4 separate regions of the Mus musculus genome follow, and regions 1, 2 and 3 are each linked to region 4. A link is a loop called in an ENCODE intact Hi-C map of the cell type or tissue named here. Cell type or tissue: heart. All regions are shown on one strand. Each heading gives the region's core, and the rest is flanking DNA. Links, peaks and the distances in the headings are about the cores only. Region 1 holds the start of Obsl1 (obscurin-like 1). Region 2 overlaps Obsl1 (obscurin-like 1). Region 3 holds the start of Chpf (chondroitin polymerizing factor). Region 4 overlaps Slc4a3 (solute carrier family 4 (anion exchanger), member 3).

Region 1 (5,502 bases), core at 314-5,313, 53 kb after region 4:
GCTGGCTGGCTCAGACCTTCTTTGCCACAGTTGCTAGTTCACCTAGGGTGAAGTCTTCCTACCTAGGTAAAGTTTTGTCTGCCACATCTGTGCACATCTGCAGCTTCCTGCAAGAAGCTACCTGCTGAGCAGCCGAGCTTGTCTTCCTGATGAGAAAGTGGGATCCTGGCACAGTGGGGGATGGATTCCCCCCTCCCTTTAAAGATCAGACATTAGGATATTAAAGTTGAGCCTTGATCAGAGGACTTTATCTTGGCTCATTATTTCTCGCCCCTTCCTCGCCATCCATCCCCAGCTTTCCTTTCAGGAAGCCAGGAACCCGTGGCTGCTGGCGGCTGCAGCTTATGGTAGTGTACATCAGATACCATGGAGTGATTCTCACACCTTGGGTGCATGGGTGTGTTTTGTTGCTTTTGCTCCATCTCAGCATGTCAGAAACTTTAAATGATAAATTTCTTTTTAAAATTATTTTCTTCATTTACATTTCAAATGCTATCCCCAAAGCCCCCTATACTCTCCCCTCGCCCTGAAAAGATAAATTTCTTAAAGGCACCGTGTTTTTGAAAGACAGCTTACAGGGTAGGGAGACAGCTCAGTTGAAGTACTTGTTGTGTCTGCATTAGGACCAGAGTTCAATCCCAGGACCGACATAAAGAACTGGATGCGATCTCACAGGACCGAGGAGACAGACACCCGTCAGGCTAACTAATTAGTGAGGTCCTGGTTCAGTGAGAGACTGACTCAAAAACAATGGTGGAGAGTGACTAAGGAAGATGTTCAGGGTCAACCTCTGACCTCCCCGCATTTCCAGGCATATGCATAAACTAACGAAGACAGAGGAGGAGGAAAAGAGAAAGAATGGAAGGGAAAGGAGAAGAGAGCAGAGGTCAGCCCTTCCCAGGGAAGTGTAGCTGCCATTTCTGGTCCAGTGGACACAGACTATGGGAAATATTATGGGCCAGCTGTAGTCAAGACTGCAATTGGGGCCGTACTAGAACACAGTCCCTCGCGTTACAAATTCTAACAACTGATCCATTCTCAAGACAAGACACTGAGGCGGCTGACAGTCAGCTAGTAAGTGGCAAGACTGGGATTCCACTTGATATGAAATCCATACTTTCGGTACTACTACTACGCTGCCTGGAGATGAAGGCAGGGAAGCGAGGAGACCTCAGAGTGAGCCAGATGGGGCTTGGGGAGAGTAGGGGGCACAAAACGCAGGACAGACCACAGGCAGCAACAGAAGCTGTCTCTACAGAGCCTTAGCTTCCCCTTTTGTATTCCAGGCATGCTAGGCTCACTGGATCAGTCCCGCTTGAGAAGTAGAGGCTACCACCTATCTGATGTTGAGGTAGAGGCTACCACCTGTTTGATGTCGATCAGAGGGGCTTAGGAACTGGCCCCTTGCCGCAAAGCCAGCTGAGTTGTGGGGCTGCCATTCATACCCAGAGCTGCCTGATTCCCAAGCCCATGAAGTAGGTACCGGCTACTCTTCAAAGTTGACCTGCCAATCCCCAACTTCATTACCTGTAGCTGGGAAAAGGATAGCCTGGGAGACATCTTCCTCCTCTGGTTCAGAGGTCCTGTGCATGAAACCCCCAACGGCATGTCTTCGAGGCAGACGCCTTATTCCAGGATCCCCACCTTCCCCATCCATTGCTGGGGGCCCCAAGGCATCTAGGAATAGAGCCTTCACCTTGGCCAGGACGAGCTCCCGGACAAGTTCGGGTCCCTGGCAGCTGTCCACATCCCGTAGGGTCAACAGCAAAAGGAGCAGCAGAGACCGCTGGCTCACCATAGTTCACTTGCCCTGATGACAGGGAACCCACACGCTGCCCTGTGCCCTTTCTGTCTAGGACCTCCCCACTGTCCCCTCCCCATCCCACTGCTGGCCTTCTTCTACCCTTCTCACCCCAGTCTCCCCCAGTCCTTCCCACGCCCCACAGTCCCAGTCGCCCCTGCCCATGGCATTGAGACCTCCTATCTCTGACGCAGATGTCTGTGGCCCTGAGCCTTATCTCCCACTCCCGCCAAGAATGTGGGGGAAGGGGCTGTGATGGGTATTCACCCCAAGTGACCTGACCCATTCAGGCAAGCATACAACCCACTCCTCAAATACACACACACACACACACACACACACACACACACACACACACACACACACATAGAATCTACATCAGGTACCACAGGTGCCTGGGTGCTTAAGGTTGACCAGTCATCAAATCATTTGTCAGAAGGACAGAATGCACCACCCCCCTCAGACTTTCTGGCGCTCTTTTCAATCCTAGCAGCTGCTAGGCCAACGTGGGAGGGTAGACCTAGGGTTGAGGCTCTGGGCCGAGGGCAGGTGGTCCCGCCTGCTCTATACTTAGCCTGGAGGAGCCAGTCTGAGCTCTTGTCCTCCAGCTGTGTCATCAGAGAATATTTTTGGGATTGGCAGCTGCAGGCGACAAAGTCACTCAAGCCCAAGCCAGGCCCGCAGTTGGAGACCTGGAGGCCGGAGGTGGGAGGGAGGGAGGAGAAAGAGGCCCAGGCTGTGGGAGGGGGCTGGAAAGAGAGACTCCCAAGAGCAGGAAGCCCGGCCGCGGGCAGTCTAGGCTGTAGGGCCCCTCGCTGAGCAGGCAAACAGGAAGGACAGCCCCCTGAGCTCTGGGCTCCCGGCCCGGGAATTGCCGCGTAGCAGGGCTGCGGCCAGGGTCCAGGGTAAAGAGGCGAGCGGTCACAGGAGTCCCACCGGTCCCGGCGCCCGCTCCGCCACGCCCTGGTCTCGGCTCCCGGCCTTCCCGCGCGCCCAGGCGAGCCATCTGCAGCGGCCGCAATGAAGGCCGGATCAGGGGATCAGGGGAGCCCCCCGTGTTTCCTACGCTTCCCGCGGCCCGTGCGGGTGGTAAGTGGAGCGGAGGCCGAGCTCAAATGCGTGGTCCTGGGAGAGCCGCCGCCCACTGTCGTGTGGGAGAAAGGCGGGCAGCAGCTGGTGGCCTCCGAGCGCCTAAGCTTTCCGGAGGACGGCGCCGAGCACGGCCTGCTGCTGAGCGGCGCGCTGCCCACCGACGCCGGGGTCTACGTGTGCCGCGCCCGCAACGCGGCCGGAGAGGCCTACGCGGCGGCCGCCGTCACCGTGCTGGAACCCCCGGCCCCCGAGCCGGAGCCCGAGTCCTCCGAGTGTCCGCTGCCAACACCGGGCACCGGGGAGGGCGCCCCGAAGTTCCTGACGGGGCCCCAGTCCCAGTGGGTGCTGCGAGGGGAGGAGGTGGTGCTGACGTGCCAGGTGGGAGGCCTTCCGGAGCCCAAGCTGTACTGGGAGAAGGATGGGATGGCCTTGGACGAAGTATGGGACAGCAGCCACTTCAAGCTGGAGCCCGGCCGCGGCGCGAGTGACGAGGGCGCGAGCCTGACGTTGCGCATCCTGGCGGCACGGCTGCCCGATTCCGGGGTGTACGTGTGTCACGCCCGCAACGCGCACGGCCACGCGCAGGCGGGCGCGCTGCTCCAGGTGCACCAGCCCCGCGAGAGCCCGCCCCAGGATCCCGATGAGAACCCCAAACCCGTGTTGGAGCCGCTCAAAGGCGCGCCCAAGACCTTCTGGGTGAACGAGGGCAAGCACGCCAAATTCCGCTGCTACGTGATGGGCAAACCTGAGCCCGAGATCGAATGGCACTTGGAGGGCCGCCCTCTGCTCCCCGATCGCCGCCGCCTCATGTACCGCGACCGCGACGGCGGCTTTGTACTTAAGGTGCTCTACTGCCAGGCCAAGGACCGTGGGCTCTACGTGTGCGCGGCGCGCAACTCGGCGGGCCAGACCCTAAGCGCGGTCCAGCTGCACGTGAAAGGTAGAGCACCGTGCTTCCAGTGCCCCCAGAGGTCCTTCTTGCTCATGTCCACCCCCATGTCCGGAGGAATATTGAATTCCAGTACACTGATGAATTTCTTAGCCAGCTACCCAGGTGGTAAAAACCACTAAGCCAAGGAATAGACTGTGTAAATCTTAACAATCCTAGAACATTCTTATCCTTTATTCTTTCTTTTAGGCCTTCTTTCCCAACTGGATTCCCATTGGTAGCAATATCTGTAAAATAATAGGAGCATGTTGTGGGAGTAAATAACTAGGGCTAAATTTATAATATGCTAATCGGTGAGAAAAAGGGGGCTGCTGTATTGAAAACACACATTTGGAGTGGAGGCTGTGTTCACAGCTTCGGGGGCCCGGAATCTGTTAGGAAGGCTGGTGCAAACCTCCCAGCAGCCACTGCTCATTCACAGGAGAGGTGGATGTGTCAGAGGAAAAACACCAGCCAGTCTGGATTCTTTTAAGTTTCAAAGAAGATGAAAGCAAAAGAGATGGGGGGGAGAGGTGACCTTACACGTTTTCAGTACCCATGAACAGAAAATCCAGAGAAAACAAGGCACTCTCGAGTCACATTGGAAGCTAAGGCTCCCCTTAATAGGACTTGACCACCACGATTTGAGGGGTTACATTTTCACTGGTGATTGCCCAACTTGTTCCTTCAAGGAAAACATGCTTGGGAAGTTCCCTTGAGTCCTGCCTGACACTTAACCAAGTGTGTGGTATCCGAGCTGTGACAGTGTCCTCACTGCGTCCTGCTCAGACTTGCCAGGCCAGTGAGAAACTGCAATGTCCTCAAGAAAGTAAAGAAACTTCTCCCAGTGGGGCCAAACCTTGTTTTCCTCAGCAAGTTAACTCTCTGGTGGTTTCCAAGTTCCGAAATATGGTTTTGAAATGCTTAGAATGCTATATTAAAATGAAATTCAATGCAGATCCTTGAAGAATTGGGAGATGCTGTGTAGTGTTAGGGACGGTTTGAAAACCACTGATCTGGTTGAATGTTTGCCGCCTCCCCTCCCCCATTTAACACATGAGCAGATTGAGACCCAGAAATGTTATAAGACGTGTCCAAGGTGATATCGGGGTCAGGCTGGGAATTAGGCCAACTAACTTAGCTGGGAATTCGGCCGCCATTCCTAGCCTGCTAGGAAGAGCAAGTATGTGTTATCCTCCTCAGCTAGTCTCTCGCTCCTGCTCCTGCTCCTGAGCCTTCTCTCCTTCTCTTTCTACAGAACCCCGCCTACGGTTCACCCGGCCCCTGCAGGATGTGGAGGGTCGGGAACACGGGATTGTGGTGCTGGAGTGTAAAGTACCTAACTCTCGAATTCCCACCGCCTGGTTCCGGGAGGACCAACGGCTGTTACCCTGCCGCAAGTACGAGCAGATCGAGGAGGGCGCTGTGAGACGCCTCGTCATCCACAAGCTGAAGGCCGATGATGATGGCGTCTATCTGTGCGAGATGCGGGGCCGAGTGCGCACTGTGGCCAATGTGACGGTCAAAGGTCAGCTGGCCAGTGGGAGGAGGCTGAGACCTGGTGGTGTCTCGTGCCTGGGCTGACGGATTCCCATCCACGTCTCAGGACCCATCCTGAAGCGTTTACCCCGGAAGCTTGACGTCCTGGAAGGAGAGAACGCAGTACTGCTGGTGGAGACTC
Region 2 (5,502 bases), core at 284-5,283, 64 kb after region 4:
ACCCCAGTTCATCTGAGACCCAGCCCTCTTCTCCCATGATATATATTTTTTTAATTTATTTATTTTATGTATGTGAGTACACTGTAGCTGTCTTCAGACATGTCAGACGAGGGCATTGGATCCCATTACAGATGTTTGTGAGCCACCATGTGGTTGGTGGGAATTGAACTTGGGACCTCTGGAAGATCAGTCAGTGCTCTTAACCACTGAGCCATCTCTCCATCCCCCCTATGTTTCATTTCTCATTTTGTCCTTGTCCCACCCTAGAGACCATAAACTGTTTCTACAGTTAACATTGATTCCTTACTCCCCACTACGCAGCTTCCATACAAAGCTTGGTGTACTTTGGAGATTACGGTCGGATCTCTGTGGCCGTGATGGCTGCTCCCAGGGGCTTGTGTGGTGCTAGCTGTGAGGGACTGCCTAGAGAATGACCTCTTCAACCCGTGGCTGACTTAGAAAGCATAGGACATAGGCCTGGATTAGGAAGGATGGCAGGACACTCCAGTCCCATCCCCTCTTGCCTAGGATCTGATGTCTCTGTCCTTCAGATGTCTTCTCGTGGATCGTCTACCCCAGTAGCGAAGTGCATGTGGCAGCCGTACGCCTAGAGCGTGTGGTGCTGACCTGTGAGCTGTGCCGACCCTGGGCTGAGGTGCGCTGGACCAAAGATGGGGAGGAGGTAGTGGAGAGCCCAGCACTGCTCCTGGAGAAGGAAGACACCATCCGCCGCCTGGTGCTGCCCTCTGTCCAGCTTGAGGATTCTGGCGAGTACCTGTGTGAAATCCATGATGAGTCGGCTTCCTTCACCATCACCGTCACAGGTGTGGGCCTATCCCAGCCCCCAGAGTCACCAGAGGACAACCCTGAGCCTCAGGAATGTTGAGTGAATATTTCTCCACATGCAAGCTTGTTGTGTCTGGGAGGGAGAGTGTGGGTTGAGGGTGCATGCACCAGGGTCCCTGCTGGAAAGAGCCTGGAATCCCAATCAGAAACAGCAAGCCCTTCTCTGGTGTCAACAAGGCCAGGTCTAGCTGTGGTCCACCAGCTCACTGACTGAATGCCATCCAGGCTGGGTGCCTGGCTGGTGGTCAGTTAGCTGCCAGACTAGCTGGGAAGGCAGTTGCTATCCAGGGGTCACAAATGGGGAGACCCCCTTGGACTCTGACTCTATGCAGCCCACAGATGTGTTTTGTTTGGCCTGCAGAGTCATACCAAAGTCAGGACAGTCCAAATAACAACCCGGAGTTTTACGTCCTCTTGAAAAAGCCGAAGACCCGGCGGTTCTGGTCTCATTTCCCCCCATGGCGACGAACGGCTGGCACTGAGTAGCAGCTGCCCCATAGTATGGGGCCCCCATTTCTCTGTCCCACCCTCCCTGCCATTTCTCCTGCCTCTCCCCAGACTCCCTGAGCCATTAACTTAACCTATCTGGCCCTCACATTTGCAACCCCTGTGTTAAACCAATAAACGCACCAATAAACATTCCAAGAAACCTCATGGTAAATAAGTTCAATTAGGGTCCAGGGCTCCACAGAACAGCCAGGCAGGGAGGGCCTGGGCGGAGGTCTCACAGGGTCACTGTAGTATGGGCTGGGCTCCATGCATTCGACAGCATATGAACACACATGTATTTCCTCCTCAAAGAACACAGCCTAGTAAGAAAGCCAGACACATGTCAGGGCATAGGCTGTCAAGGACAGCATAGGAAACCCTGGGCTCGTGGCTGCTAACCTGGTCAGGGTAATGAGGATGTTTACCTACTTGTAATGGAGTTAGGCTGAGTTAAGGGGTGGGCTGAGAATAGTCCGGGTACCGGGGAGTCAAGGACAGCTAGAAATATGGTGGTGATTTGTGCCGGCCACCTCAGGACTACAGCCCACGGCACCATTCCCAGGGTGCATGGTCGTAGGGGCATTTAGTCAGTTCTGGACATCACAGAAGAACCCCAGTGGCAGCACAAGGACAACTACCCTATCTTCACGGTCCTGTTGCCTTCTTCCCTGACTTGCCCCAGGAGCCATGCCCAGGCAGAGCTGCTTAGGGAATTCCACTCACTATACCCCAGATGGAGCCCACAACTGCAACAAGGCTGTGGACACAATCTATTTTACAGCTAGAGACCTTCATTCTCTCAGTCCCAGCCCTGGCCAGACACAACAGCCACAACCACAAAGCACCCTACGCCTCACAGTAAAGTTCACACAAATGCCACCTCACCTCCAGGCCAGAGTGGATCAAGTCCCACACCAAACGGCCCAGCTCACTGCCCCAACATCTTCCACCGCCATCCCATATAGAAGAAGCTGCCTTCTGTAATCTCCTGGCCTTATCATGACTAGATCATACATTTTGAGAAAAGAATGCCCTGTGTCCTGTGGCTGGGTCTGGTGGAGAACTGAAAAATCCTAGACAGGGAAGCCCACAGTTCCCTAGCCAGGCCACAAGGGGGCCAGGTGTACTCTAGTCTTCTGGAAACTTAATTCGTTGGAGAACAAGACAGCGCGTGGTATTACGGGCAAGCTTGGGCTTGCTGACGGTCTACTAATATTGACTTAGCTCCTTTTCTGTGGAAGAATGGCCTGTGCTTGAGGTTGAGCTCACTGAAACAGTGTAGCATCCCTGGGATACTTTTAGACAGGTATTAACTCTGGTATACAAGAAGTATTCCCTAGTTGCTGCACGTGGGTGGCCTGGATTCGCCCCAGTGCCTGCAGCAGGAGAGCCTTTTAGAACAGAATGCTTCTTCCTTCTGCCCAGGAGCTAATAGCTGTCTGGGACCTTAAGGGCAATTCATTGCTTAATCATTGCATGCCTCAATTCTTTCATCTGGAAACCGGAGACAGCACAGTGCTCTCCTCCAGACATCAGCGTGAGGCTAAAGGCTCAAAGTGTTCGGCACAGTAACTGGAGAGTTAGGAGGTGTTCGTTGTTTACAGATCCTGATCCCACTCCTGCACAATTTGTAAAGCCCCCAAACCCTCAAAACCAAATGCTAAAAGTTTAGCAGTTGTCTGGTATGATGGTGTATACCTTTAATCCCGGCACTCAGGAGACAGAGGCAGGTGATTCTCTGTGATTTCTAGGCCGTCCTGGTCTGCATAGTAAGTTTGAGACCAGCCAGGGCTATGTAGTGAGATCAGAGGTTTGACAGTCAAATTTATTACATTAAAACTGAATTTAACTGATGCATTCTCTTTTTAAAAAAGATTTATTTATTATTATATCTAAGTACACTGTAGCTGACTTCAGACACACCAGAAGAGGGCATCAGATCTCATTACGGATGGTTGTGAGCCACCGTGTGTTTGCTGGGATTTGAACTCAGGACTTCCAGAAGAGCAGTCAGTGCTCTTAACTGCTGAGCCATCATCTCCAGCCCCTAACTGATACATTCTTAATTATTCTTTAATTATCTGGTAGGGCTAGTCTATATCTGCATCTTTGTTAGATTTGACTGTGTCTTCTAGTATATCTTGCCAAGGGTAAATATATATTAGACAGCAAAATGTTAATGGGAATCATTTTAAGGGGCAGAGGCAGGACCTGAAGGGTAGCTAGCTACCAAATGAGAAATGCATCCTTTTAAAGTCCAGAAGATACTGGATTCTGTAAGTGTCTAGTCTTGGGGATTTGAAGGACAGGTCAGGGACCTATTGTTACTTATTACTGTGCTACTCGGAACTCAGGACTGTTATTAGCACATGGGCAGCGGGGCTCACGTGCTGCCAGGCATTGCTAGTTAGTGACAGTTGTGCTTGCCCTGCTCTGCAGAGCCCCCTGTGCGGATCATATACCCCCAGGACGAGGTGACCTTACACGCCGTGAGTTTGGAATGTGTGGTGCTCACCTGTGAGCTGTCTAGAGAGGATGCTCCTGTACGCTGGTACAAGGATGGGTTAGAGGTGGAGGAGAGTGAAGCCCTGGTGCTCCAGAGCGATGGGCCTCGTCGCCGTCTGGTGTTGCCTGCTGCCCAGCCAGAGGACGGGGGCGAGTTTGTGTGTGATGCTGGGGATGATTCAGCCTTCTTCACTGTCACTGTCACAGGTGGGTAGTTTCTGTGGACACTTTTCCAGGGAAGTGAAGAGACAGGGTTCTATGGGACAGACATCCACTATCCCTTCCCCCACTGTTTGCCTTCCCCCAGGCCTCTGTTTCCCAGACTCCTCAGTCTTAGCCATCAAAGAACTCAATTCAAGCTGGGACAGTGTCCTCGGGCTCGGGGAGAGGAAGCCTAGCAGTTAGGATCGATCATTCATTCATTCATTCATTCATTCATTCAACAAATGCTTATCAAACAACTAGCATATGCCTTGCACCATATGCTAGGGGTACAGAGTGAACCAGTGAGCTGCAAGTTTCACTATTCATGACGCTCACATTGGGAGGTGGTAGTCAGGCCAAAAAAAAAAAAAAAAAAAAAAAGGCAAAATAACTGGTTTATCAAGGAGCAATAGGTTATGCATCTCAGAGGCAAAGCATAGAATGGAAGGAATGGGGATGGACCTAATGAGAGGTGAATGGGGTTTGAGTATGAGTCTGACTTGGTTCTTTTATCTGTATGATCTTGGGCAAGTCCTTTTCTTCATAGGAGCCCCCAGGTCCTTACACTATAAAGTGTATTGGAGAGGCAGGGAGAGACCATCTGTCAAAACCATGTTCCCTCTTTCTCTGTCCACCCACCAGCTCCACCAGAAAGGATTGTGCACCCAGCGGCCCGATCCCTGGATTTGCAGTTTGGGGCTCCAGGACACGTGGAGCTACGCTGCGAAGTGGCCCCGGCTGGGTCTCAGGTGCGCTGGTACAAGGATGGCCTAGAGGTAGAGGTGTCAGATGCGCTGCAGCTGGGTGCTGAGGGGCCTGCCCGCACTCTCACCCTGCCCCACGCCCAGCCTGAGGATGCCGGGGAGTATGTATGTGAGACCCGAGATGAGGCTGTCACCTTCAACGTCAGCCTGGCTGGTGGGTGTGCCGGTCCAGCCTTGGGTGGGGAGGCAGGGGCTGGCTTGGGCTTACAACTCCCTTTTTCTTTGTGCAGAGCTTCCGGTGCAGTTTCTGGCTCCAGAGGCAGCCCCAAATCCGCTCTGCGTGGTTCCTGGGGAGCCCGTGGTGCTGAGCTGTGAGCTGTCCCGAGCAAGCGCACAAGTGTTCTGGAGCCACAATGGGAGCCCGGTGCAGCAGGGTGAAGGACTAGAGCTGCGAGCTGAGGGTCCTCGCAGAATCCTCTGCATCCAGGCAGCAGACCTCGCTCACACAGGTGTCTACACTTGCCAATCTGGGGCATCCCCAGGGGCCCCAAGCCTCAGCTTCAATGTCCAGGTGGCTGGTGAGTACAACCTGGGCAGAAAGCCTTACTAGTCCCCCCTCCCCCCCATCCAGGGCTCCCCCACTTTCCTAAGACATAACATCTTTCCCTTGCCCTGTTCCCCCAGCTTGTCTCCCCACCCTTCTCACTGCCCTCCCAGTGACCCCTAGCTCTGACCCCACAGAGCCCCCAGTGCG
Region 3 (5,502 bases), core at 350-5,349, 82 kb after region 4:
CAAGAGAATGATACCGCCATGAGGGTGGGGTGGGGGTGGGGGTGGGATGGGGTGGAAATGATTCTCGAGACACCAGAAAAAGGAACTTTAGGGAAACAGTAGAAGGCCACAGGTGAGGAACGAGGGGGATCTCACCAAAGAAGCAGTAGACGACTCCAAACAAACAGCACATGATGCAGACGAGGGCCGGCAGTGCCTGATACCTGCGCTCCAGAGGCTGTTCACAAGGTGCACCCCAGAAGGTGTCATCCGGCTCCGGGGGCAGCAGCTGAAACCGCAGAGTTTCCATAGTACCCGGCATAGCGCCGGGAATGGAAGGGGGTCACCCTCCCAGGACAACCTGACAGGGAGGAAATTGGGGTCAAGAGTCAGTTGTGGGTCTCCACTACAATAACAGTGCGAGTGGGGGAATTCAGCAAGGGCACAGTGGACAAAGGAATGGTTGCCCACATCAGGCAGCTCTAGAAGCATCTCTGGAACGGGGAGCAGAGACAAAGGGAAACAAGTGCCTGGCTAGAGGCGGCTGGGATGGACTTAAAAGAGGGACTAGATGGGGCTAGACGAGGAGAGGGAGGGTGCCGCTGGCAAAAAGAGGCAGCCTGAGCACCATCTGTGGGAGGCTCAATTTGGAATTGTCCAAGATCTACCTGGGCCGGAGGTGACCGGAGCTTCCGAGCAAAGGAGGGTGTGCAGGGGCCGGAGGAGCCGGGGTTGTAGGACACCAGAGGCTCTGACTGACTGGGGTCCGGGCAAAGTCTGCCGTGCGAAGGGGGCTGCTGGGCCGGAGAGACGGGTCTCTGTGCGACGGCGTCGTCGCCCCACCTCCGACACCGGCTGGCACTGCAGCTCCACAGACTCGCGCCCGGCTCGGGGAAGGGAAAGGAGCAGGAGCTCGGGCTGTCCCGGAGCCGCGGCCCCATGCCCTGAGCCCGCTGGCGGCCTTTGGTGCTGATGGACAGCTCCGGCCTCTGCTCCTGACGTCACTCAGGGTGCACCATCCTGGCAGGGGCGGGCTGCTTCTGACGTCATCCGGGACGCACCAACCACGCAGGGGGGAGACAGGGGACTCCGCCCCCGGCGTCTGCCTCTCCGGCGCTGAGGAGGGGGCACTTCCGGGGGTCCTTCCCCTTTAACCTCCTCCCCTTCGTCCCTCTCCGCTAGCTGACGGCTAGACCCCACCTCGGGGGCGGGGCCCTGTCGGTGACACGTCGGACAGCGGCCGCCTTGGAGGCCCGGGCGCGCAGTGCTGCTCTAAGGGCGGCCGACCCGCCCGGGGATTCCGGGCTTGAGCTCCTACCTCTGCTCGGCGGGGAGGGAGCGGGCCCGCCTGCTGGGCCTGGGCCCTCCGGATCCGCCCCCTCTTCGGTCCCGCCCCCTCGGAGCCGCCTCGGGCTACGCGGGGGCCGGGGACCCGCTGTCGGGACGCCATGCGGGCGTCGCTGCTGCTGTCCGTGCTGCGGCCCGCGGGGCCCGTGGCCGTGGGCATCTCTCTGGGCTTCACCCTGAGCCTGCTCAGCGTCACCTGGGTGGAGGAGCCTTGCGGACCCGGGCCGCCCCAACCCGGAGACTCTGAGCTGCCGCCGCGCGGCAACACCAACGCGGCGCGCCGGCCCAACTCGGTGCAGCCCGGATCCGAGCGCGAGAGGCCCGGGGCCGGCGCAGGCACCGGTGAGAGCTGGGAGCCTCGTGTCTTGCCCTACCATCCCGCGCAGCCAGGCCAGGCCACCAAGAAGGCCGTCAGGTACTGATCCACTCCGTCCGCCCTAACACCCCCCCCCCCCCCCCCGCAGGCACCAGCCAGGATGCGCGCGCTAGGGAGGCCGCCAGAGGCCGGGTCAGGCTCCGGAAGGAAGGGGCCGGCCGGCCAGGAAGTCCTTGGGCCTCGATTACTTCCTATGACCCTGCTTGCAGGGAGACAGAGGGCCAGTTTGAAGCTTTTTCTGGATCCCGTCCGGATCTGAGCTGAGCTAAACCGACTCCACCCAATTATACTCCAAAGACCCTCTTAGCCCCCCACTGGTCTGTTTAGGATTAGAAAAATGAGTGTTAAAGAGGATAAGTGTATAAAGAGGGGGAAAGAAAAAGGAGGGAACTGGAATTTACCTGTATTTCATTCCTAGATGGGTTTCAAGGGCCACCTTGGGATGAGATGGGAGAGGGAGGAATGTACTCATCACATTGATGTCTCTGCCCACGCATTGAAGTAATTTCTTCTAAGTAACAGTGAATTCCAGTTGTACAACTTACCTTCTACCTTAGGAAGGTGAGTCACTGCCTTAGTTTGCCCCTCTCCAAAAGACATTCTCTACACCACTATGCCGTATGCTTCTACACATCATTTATAGGACATATTGGGGGGGCGGGGCTGACAGCATATTCATGTTGCAGGGAGCATCTGCAACAGTGTGCCAAGCATGTTACTGTTTAAGTGCAATCTGTCCCATTTTACAGATGGCACCGATTAAGTAACATGTTCAGGGACACAGCCACTAGGTTGTGAAATCTGGAAGTAGATCTAGTGTATCTCTTACCTGCATCTGCCTTGGAAGTGCTGTCTCCTAGATGCAACACTTTCTGTGAGACCAGTATATCACTTAAATCATGTCTCGTGGGAGAGACAGTCTTATCCTCCCGTTCGTGGGTGCCAAACAGGTCCAGAGGAGAACTAACAAGTGAAGCTGTGTGCTATCTTGTTCCTAACTGTCTTTTCCCAGAACTCGGTATATCAGCACGGAGCTGGGCATCAGGCAGAAGCTTCTGGTGGCAGTGCTGACCTCACAAGCCACGTTGCCTACACTGGGTGTGGCTGTAAACCGAACTCTGGGACACCGACTGGAGCATGTAGTGTTCCTGACCGGTGCGAGGGGCCGCCGGACACCTTCAGGCATGGCGGTGGTGGCACTGGGCGAAGAGAGGCCCATCGGACACCTGCACCTGGCGCTGCGCCACCTGCTGGAGCAACACGGCGATGACTTTGACTGGTTTTTCCTAGTGCCTGATGCCACCTATACTGAAGCGCATGGACTGGACCGCCTAGCTGGCCACCTCAGCCTTGCTTCAGCAACCCATCTCTATCTTGGCCGGCCGCAGGACTTCATCGGTGGAGATACTACCCCAGGCCGCTACTGCCACGGGGGCTTTGGAGTCTTGCTCTCTCGCACACTGCTACAGCAACTGCGCCCCCACCTGGAAAGCTGCCGCAACGACATCGTCAGTGCTCGCCCGGATGAGTGGTTGGGCCGCTGCATCCTTGATGCCACAGGCGTGGGCTGTACTGGTGACCACGAGGTAGGAAGATAAGCCTCCCAATTAGTGTCTCCTCTCAGAGCTTGCTTATTTCCCCAGGAGAGGTATGGGGTAATGGAGATAGAGGTTGGGGTTTTCTCTGTTAATCTATCTTTTTTTTTTTTTAAATCCCAGTGGCTCTAGGTAAATTACTAGATCTGAGCTTCAGCAGCCTCGTGCATGCTAATGGAAACAATTATTAGGCAGGGCCGTATAAGGATTAGGGAAAAGTAAGAGATCCTTACACACAATATATATTCAGTGTCAGCTATTTTATTTAGCTCTCTGGACACCTCTGAGGCAGCTTTCACAGATGAGCTCACAGAGACCTGACCAGGCTTGTACAACATCAGCTGGTCAAATAGACTTCAAATCCACAGAACTCTGACTTTCCAAGTCCATAACTGGTTATAGGATTTGAAGATGAGACACCAGCTAAGAGAGGGAGGAAGGTCAGTCAGCTCTGTTGTTGTTCCCATTCTGAATGCTTCCTTTCCTCCCTCCCCAGGGAATGCACTACAACTACCTGGAACTGAGCCCCGGGGAGCCTGTGCAGGAGGGGGACCCTCGTTTCCGCAGCGCCTTGACAGCCCATCCCGTGCGTGACCCTGTGCACATGTACCAGCTGCACAAAGCTTTTGCCCGCGCTGAGCTGGACCGCACGTACCAGGAGATTCAAGAATTGCAGGTACAGGCCTGGGCTTAGGGAGTCAAGGGATTAGGGGGAGCAGGTCCTGAGAGACCCCGGGAATAAAAAGTCAGTGATAGAGTCATAGAGCAAACCCACTGCCAGGGCTTTGACCTTTGTGAAACCTCCAGGAATCCCCCCTTTCAACTTTTAAACTGTCTTAATCTGTGAAGAAACTGCGCGCGCATGCGCGTGCGTGGGGGGGTGGGGGGCTTGGGTTTCCGGTAAGCTGCAGGTCCTCTCTGAGTATCACTGCCTGCCCACAGAGTCTCTAGTTGTATACTGGCTCTGTGACCCCGTACTTTGCTCATGGCCCCTTTTTCCCCTGCCCAGTGGGAGATCCAGAATACCAGCCGACTGGCTGCTGATGGGGAGAGAGCCTCTGCCTGGCCAGTGGGCATCCCAGCACCGTCTCGCCCTGCCTCACGCTTTGAGGTTCTGCGCTGGGACTACTTCACAGAACAATACGCGTTCTCCTGCGCCGATGGCTCTCCCCGCTGCCCGTTGCGTGGGGCCGACCAGGCTGATGTGGCTGACGTCCTGGGGACAGCCTTAGAGGAGCTCAACCGCCGTTACCAGCCAGCGCTGCAGCTCCAGAAGCAACAGCTGGTGAACGGCTACCGGCGTTTTGATCCAGCCCGAGGCATGGAGTACACACTAGACCTGCAGCTGGAAGCGCTGACACCCCAGGGTGGCCGCTGGCCCCTCACCCGCAGGGTGCAGCTCCTTCGGCCCTTGAGCCGAGTGGAGATCTTGCCTGTACCCTATGTCACCGAGGCTTCTCGGCTCACTGTGCTACTGCCGCTGGCTGCAGCGGAACGAGACCTGGCTTCTGGCTTCTTAGAAGCCTTTGCCACTGCAGCCCTGGAACCTGGTGATGCAGCAGCCTTGACCCTGCTGCTGCTGTATGAGCCACGCCAGGCCCAGCGGGCAGCCCACTCAGACGTCTTCGCACCTGTCAAGGCCCACGTGGCAGAGCTAGAGCGGCGTTTCCCTGGTGCCCGGGTGCCCTGGCTCAGTGTGCAGACAGCAGCGCCCTCTCCACTGCGTCTCATGGATCTGCTGTCCAAGAAGCACCCACTAGACACTCTGTTCCTGCTGGCCGGGCCAGACACGGTACTCACACCTGATTTCCTGAACCGCTGCCGCATGCATGCCATCTCTGGCTGGCAGGCCTTCTTCCCCATGCACTTCCAGGCCTTCCACCCTGCTGTGGCTCCACCTCAGGGCCCTGGGCCACCAGAGCTGGGCCGTGACACCGGTCACTTTGATCGCCAGGCTGCCAGTGAGGCATGCTTCTACAACTCCGACTATGTGGCGGCCCGTGGCCGGCTGGTGGCGGCCTCGGAGCAGGAGGAGGAGCTGCTGGAGAGCCTGGATGTGTACGAGTTGTTTCTGCGCTTCTCCAACTTGCACGTGCTGAGAGCAGTAGAGCCAGCCTTGCTGCAGCGCTACCGGGCCCAGCCGTGCAGTGCACGGCTCAGTGAAGACCTTTACCACCGCTGTCGCCAGAGCGTACTTGAGGGCCT
Region 4 (5,461 bases), core at 462-5,461:
TTCTCTCCCAGGACCCTGGATATGGACGAGCTCTGGGCAACACTTTCCCATCACCTACAAACACTGTGATTCATCTGCCACCCAGAGACCATCCCAGTGACTGTCTGCTTAGTTAGCACTTGATAAAGCATCGTTCAATATTAAGAAACAGTTCCTAGAAAATTGAAAATAATCCCAGCAGCCTGCTCAAACAGTCAATCTTCCTCACAGAACATAAATCCTATGAATATTGGAGCCTGTGCTTTTTTTCCCCCCACAATGGATGAGACATGCAATGGATCAAATTCAAATGATTGAATAATTTATCTGGAAACCAAATTCCTCACTCTGCATTTTCTAATTTGCCACCTTGGATTCAGGCCACTGGTGGGCACTGCCAGAACCTGTTTTTGCTGGTTATCAGCAATGGCTTCATTGAGAGCTGAGCAGCAGGCTGTGTTTAGTACCAGTGCCCTTGAGTTTAGCTTTGTCTCCCCCGTTGCTGCTTAGAATTCCCTTTGAGAGCTCCAAGTGTCAACAGCCATGGTGATCATTTGAGTCAGCTGATATGATACAAGAAGAGATGTCACCTGGCCTGCCAAATGGTACACATCATTGCCAGCTTCTGTACCCTAAAGGAGGTGTGTAGGGCAATATGAGCAGATGGTCCACTGCTCCGACAGTCAGAGGCTGTCACAGGATCCTCAGCTGTCTAAGTGAGCTGAATCCTCAGCAGGAGGGCAGGGACAGCCACCTTCTTTATACAAAGAAAACGTGTTAGAACTCTAGATTGGAAATGGGCTTGAACTTGTCCAAGGATAATGAAAACCCTGGGCACTTGGCCAAGGTGTGACTCTTGCCCATAATCTGACTCTGAAAGTTACAAAAGAAAAGAGTATAGATTGTTACCCCCAACCCTGACCCCAACACTTCACACATGCTTACTCCCTAAGCCTTTTCCAAGGAAGCTGGGCTGGGTGTTTAATAGACCACGACCTTTACCTCCTTCCTCAACTCCTGTTGGAAGAATCCCTTCCTTTAGGAGACACAAACAAAGTCTACCCCCACCTTACAAGGTCCCAACAACAAACTGAAGTAGGATCCCACAAAGTTCACTCTGGGGAACCCGCCTGAGTTTATTGGTCACAGGGTACAAGCTGGCAAGGAACCCAGCATGGAGGATGGCTTTCCCATACATAGGCAAATAAACAAAGCACCCTTCTGTTAGCCTTTCCCAGCAGACATACTCTCCCTGCTAGAGACCTAGCATCTCCCAATACCTTGAGGTTGGGCCCCCTGAACACACTAAGCACAATCAAGGCAGAACTGCACACAGATGGCTTTGAGAAGAGGTTACAGTCTCTAATGACCTTGCCCAAACGCTGTTCTGAGGAAAGGTCAACGGCCCACAGGCCTCTCCTGTTGGTTTCTTGCAAGCAGGTACAACTCATCTGATCATGGCAGCTGGTTTTTTTTTGGGGGGGGCATACTCCAGAACACCTGCCTTATAATACCCATTCCCCCTCAAGCTATGCCATAGGAACAGAACACCTCTCTACTGATGTCCCGCTATGCTTTTTTTTTTTTTTTTTTTTTAATGTTCTCAAAGGTCCCAGGCCCTTGAGAGGATATGGCGCCAAAGGCTCAGTCAAGGAATGGTCAGTTGAAACATGGGACTTTGGGATAAATTCCAAATGTCCTCTAATGACATTCAGTCTAGTCACCCAGGCCCAAGCCTGGATGTATGTCATGGTCTCGACATCCTGTCTCTTACAGAATCATCCTAGTCTCCACTCCGCTCCCTAGCAGCACCCTTCCTGGTGACATTTAGAGCTGTGGAAAAAGCCCTGCCCAGGGCCCCACCCCAGAATTGCATCTTCTGCGAGGTTCCTCCTAAACTTCAGCCCATCCCCTATAGCTCCAGTATCCTCGTGTTATCCATTTCATATTGGTTGTTATGGCAACCCGACTCAACTTTCATATTGTTCTCACCTTTTGTTCTGAGGCCAGAGAGTCTCCTCACTTCACTGGATATCACCTGCTACTAACCCCGACTAAGATCTCCACGTGGATCCTCTTCTCACTTGCAGGAGAGGGCTCCTGGGAAAAGCAGGCTCCTTCATGGAGTTGTAAAGGAATCCCCACAACAGAAGAGCAAGCCAGCAGCCAATACCCAGAAAGGATTCCAGGCTCTCCCAGAAGCCTGTCGGCCAAGCCTAACTGTGATAAGGTCGGACCCTCTGTGAGACCTGCTCCACGCCTGCCTGTGATCTAGGCTTTACATCTGACCTTTGTTTTGATCCCTGGCAGAGTAATTTTACATTCAACCTTGGCATGGCCCATCTACCAAGTCTTTTGTGTTCAAATAGGCTAGACGAGCCAGTCAAAGGCATGACAGCATCAGAGAGCAAAGATGGGTGGGCAGCTGGGATGAAATGCTTAAAACGTGATGATAGCCCGGTTACTGTTGTCTCGGTTCTGCTCTGACTTAGGAAAACAGCAAACATCTCTGTGTCCCCTGCCTGCCCCAGGCGCCAGCTGTAGGCCTGAACCATGGCAGAAAAGGAGAGGTCAAATCGGATAAAGATAGGAATGCAGAACCAGCTCCAGAGGGAAAGGATTATGTGATGCCAAGGCATCATTAACCCTGGATGCTTGGTGCCGCAGACCTCCATGAACCTCCCAGAATCCTTTGGAACCCGCTTAAATGAAACCTGGGATTAAATCGGATCCGCCAGGTGGCAGCCTTCCCCTTGCTCTGCCGACAGAGCCTACAGTGCGCAAAAACCACCACCAGAGGGCTACACACGGCCGGCAGGCTCCAGACAGCTGGTTACCTAGCAACTGTGACGCAACGGGTCCTGTTTCCACCCCCCTCAAGGCCTCCTAGGTTATTTCTGGCAAAACAGACTGTTGCACAAGGAGTGGCTTCAGGAATCCTAGAACCCTTCCCACTTAAGCCAGAAGGATCTAAAATGGTCCAGCGGGCCCCCAACCCCGCGCCATCCTGGCGTCTAAGGGGCTGAGCCGCTACCTCTGCTTCCCAGATGCATTTCCCGTGCAGCTTTGTAGCCCCACAGGACTGAAGTCACCCTGATTTCCCTGGTGGCTAAAGGGAAGCAGTGCCTCCTTATCCCCTCCAGGGCTAGATTAATGGGCATGTGACCCTCAGTAGACCTTGAACTTTCTGTTCTTCTGCTATACTGAAGGGAGCTAAAGAAGGGAACAGCAAAACCCAGCTTGGATTTTCAGTAGTCTTGAATCTACCCCTCCCCTCAAGCCCTCTCTGTCCCCTGCTTCAAATCTCTTCCAGTTTGGATGGCCCTGGTAACACTTCAGGTAGGTAAATGTGGCCTGACAAGCCACAAGCGGCACCAAGAAAATGAGGCAGACACAAGACACGGAGTGTGTTGTAATGACTTCAAAGCCGGTGCCGTCTGGGCTGTGAAAGTCAAGGGGCCACTGGCCTGGCATGGGCAGTGACTCCAGGCACATCCCTGGGTCTGAGGAATGCCTGGCCCTGGTGCTGGGTTCCTAGGGTCTGTGAATCGCCAAGGTGGGGTCTCGGAGGGGCACCATCCTGCAGGTCACACAGGCATGTGCAGCTCGTTGTACTCGTCCTGACCATCCTCGTCAAAGTTCGGCTCCGCATCTTCAGAGTCCAGCTGCAGAAGAGAGCACGGGGTTGGGAAAGGCAGGGGGACAGACAAACGTTTCTCCTGTTCCTTACATCCTCTTCTCAACACCTATTCTCTCTCCAGGACCCCAGCTTGAAGTACTTCCCTGCCTCAAACCTTCATTTCCAAATCACCCAGAATGCCCAAATGGACTAGTACAATACCAACAGTGACACAGGATGCGTATGCTTAGGATCCTGGGATCCTGGCGCCTCTGTGCCCCATATCTGAGCTGAAAGAATTGCAAAATTCGGACTGTGAGGTGACTCAGCAGATAAAGGTGCTTGCCACCAAACTTGATGGCCCAGCTTCAATTCCCAGGACCCACGTGGCAGAGAGAGAACCTCAGCACATACACATAAACTACATTTTAAAAAGCCAGGTGTGGTAGTGCACGCCTTTGATCCCAGCAGAAGGCAAAGGCAGGTGGAGCTCTGTGAGCTTGAAGCCAGCCTGGTCTACAGACCGAGTTCCAGGTCAGCCAGGCAGGGCTACACAGAAAAACCCTGTCTTGGAAAACAAAAACAAGCAAAAATGCTGAAGAAGGAAGAGGAGGAGGAGAAGGAAGAGAGAGAGAGAGAGAGAGAGAGAGAGAGAGAGAGAGAGAGAGAGAGAGAGGAAACATGAAAAAATTTAAGAAGAGCAAAAAGATGTCCTTTGCTATAGCTGACAGAAACAGGGCCCAAGACTGATGTCTGTGCTATCCCATCCATACGCAGCCTGCAGCCAGGTACTTTGTTTAAGCACAACTGTCCACAGCAGGCCTGTCTTGTTCTTAAAGCCTCATATCAGCAGCTTTACCTGGATTCGTAGTTAACTCTCCCACCAGCTCTTCGGTAGACACAACAAGCCCACTAGACCAGTGAAAACAGCACTTCCGAGCATGCAGTAACTTTCCCCAGTTCACAAACCAGCAGGAAGCCAGGTATCTAAATCAGTGCCCACCCCAACCGCCTTAATCTTCCCAACCCCCCAGCCACCCCAAGCCGTCAGCCCTTACCGCCTGCAGCTCCCTGTCCTGGAAGAGCCGGGGCAAAAGGCAACGCCTCAGAGGCACCGTGAGCAAGAGCAGGAAAGGAAAGGCCAGCGAGGCCGCCGTTGACTTGACCACCCAGAGAAGTGCAATGCAGCCCAGCTGGATGCAGGTGAACAGGTGCATCCGCCATGTCTTCACCTGGGGTACAGGCTTAGTCTCATTACACCATGGCCATTCAGGCCCCACCCACTCCTTGGGGAACATGGCTCTCTGGGTCCCAGTTATCTTTATCTTCCTTCTGCTCATCCCTAGCCAAGGAGTCCCTCCAGACCCACTCCCATCAACTCAACCATGTCCCCAACTCCATGCATCTGGGCCTGACCTTGGTCACGTAGGGCTGCTCAGGATGGTGCTTTGCTGGCATGAAAATGAGCAGCAGACGTTGGGACAATTGGATACCAGACAGTGATGTGACGCCCATGTACAGGAAAATCCCGAAGAGTACAGCCAATGGGATCCGGCGCAACACAGCTCCCATGACGATAGACAGGCCTGGGGGAGGTAACACAGATCTGCCTACCCCTGGCCCCTGCCCTGCCCAGACAAAGGGCCTGGTAAGGGATTTGCTTATCTGAGCAATCTGGGCCTTCTTGACAGAGGTGGATCAGGACAAAGGGGAAGCAGGGAAGAGTTCCCAGTGTGAGGAGACTGGCTGGAGACCTAGGGGGTGGGCTAAGCATACTGCACCTGCAGATTCAGGAGGGTCAAGCCCAGCTCAAGCCACTGGGCCCAAGAAAGCAAATCTATGGGGAGATTCCAGTGCTCACCC

The links. Hi-C counts contacts between places; a loop is a spot of excess contacts. Peaks named below come from ENCODE experiments on the same cell type or tissue, not always from the same donor. Only the 100,000 strongest peaks of a DNase experiment are listed, where the experiment ranks them.
Region 1: it touches region 4 in a loop (4-fold over the local background); 12 of 42 quality-filtered maps call a loop at or near these places.
Region 2: it touches region 4 in a loop (2.7-fold over the local background); 19 of 42 quality-filtered maps call a loop at or near these places.
Region 3: a loop joins it to region 4, with 6 times the contacts of the local background. A loop is called at or near these places in 23 of 42 quality-filtered maps.

The regions. Positions count from the first base shown.
Region 1 is chr1:75,503,544-75,509,045 of GRCm38, reverse strand. It overlaps Obsl1 (obscurin-like 1), which reads left to right and starts at 2,594. Exons shown (of 20, transcript NM_178884.5): 1 at 2,594-3,833; 2 at 5,080-5,349; 3 at 5,428-5,502. The coding sequence starts at 2,822. Inha (inhibin alpha) reads right to left here and starts at 1,969. Exons shown (of 2, transcript NM_010564.5): 1 at 1,528-1,969. The coding sequence starts at 1,798. In heart, for the core only: no CTCF peak of the experiment used is centred there; DNase peaks (open chromatin) are centred at 2,585 and 3,335; H3K4me3 peaks cover 3,750 bases; H3K27ac peaks cover 4,234 bases.
Region 2 is chr1:75,492,330-75,497,831 of GRCm38, reverse strand. Obsl1 (obscurin-like 1) reads left to right here. Exons shown (of 20, transcript NM_178884.5): 8 at 552-824; 9 at 3,775-4,047; 10 at 4,687-4,962; 11 at 5,039-5,326. Among named protein-coding and RNA genes, the nearest start is that of Obsl1, 11 kb to the left of the region's middle. In heart, for the core only: a CTCF peak has its summit at 2,435 (motif pointing right); no DNase peak of the experiment used is centred there; H3K27me3 peaks cover 296 bases.
Region 3 is chr1:75,475,031-75,480,532 of GRCm38, reverse strand. Chpf (chondroitin polymerizing factor) reads left to right here and starts at 1,062. Exons shown (of 4, transcript NM_001001566.3): 1 at 1,062-1,741; 2 at 2,715-3,288; 3 at 3,794-3,973; 4 at 4,307-5,502. The coding sequence starts at 1,428. It overlaps Tmem198 (transmembrane protein 198), which reads right to left and starts at 1,001. Exons shown (of 5, transcript NM_177056.4): 1 at 648-1,001; 2 at 136-340. The coding sequence starts at 301. In heart, for the core only: a CTCF peak has its summit at 3,017; DNase peaks (open chromatin) are centred at 1,062, 1,862, 3,032 and 4,501; H3K4me3 peaks cover 2,935 bases; H3K27ac peaks cover 1,333 bases; H3K27me3 peaks cover 2,051 bases.
Region 4 is chr1:75,556,996-75,562,456 of GRCm38, reverse strand. It overlaps Slc4a3 (solute carrier family 4 (anion exchanger), member 3), which reads right to left. Exons shown (of 23, transcript NM_001357150.1): 20 at 5,460-5,461; 21 at 5,015-5,184; 22 at 4,657-4,830; 23 at 3,374-3,644. The coding sequence ends at 3,567. Among named protein-coding and RNA genes, the nearest start is that of Slc4a3, 13 kb to the right of the region's middle. In heart, for the core only: a CTCF peak has its summit at 2,748 (motif pointing right); DNase peaks (open chromatin) are centred at 566, 2,746 and 3,486; H3K4me3 peaks cover 732 bases; H3K27ac peaks cover 2,164 bases.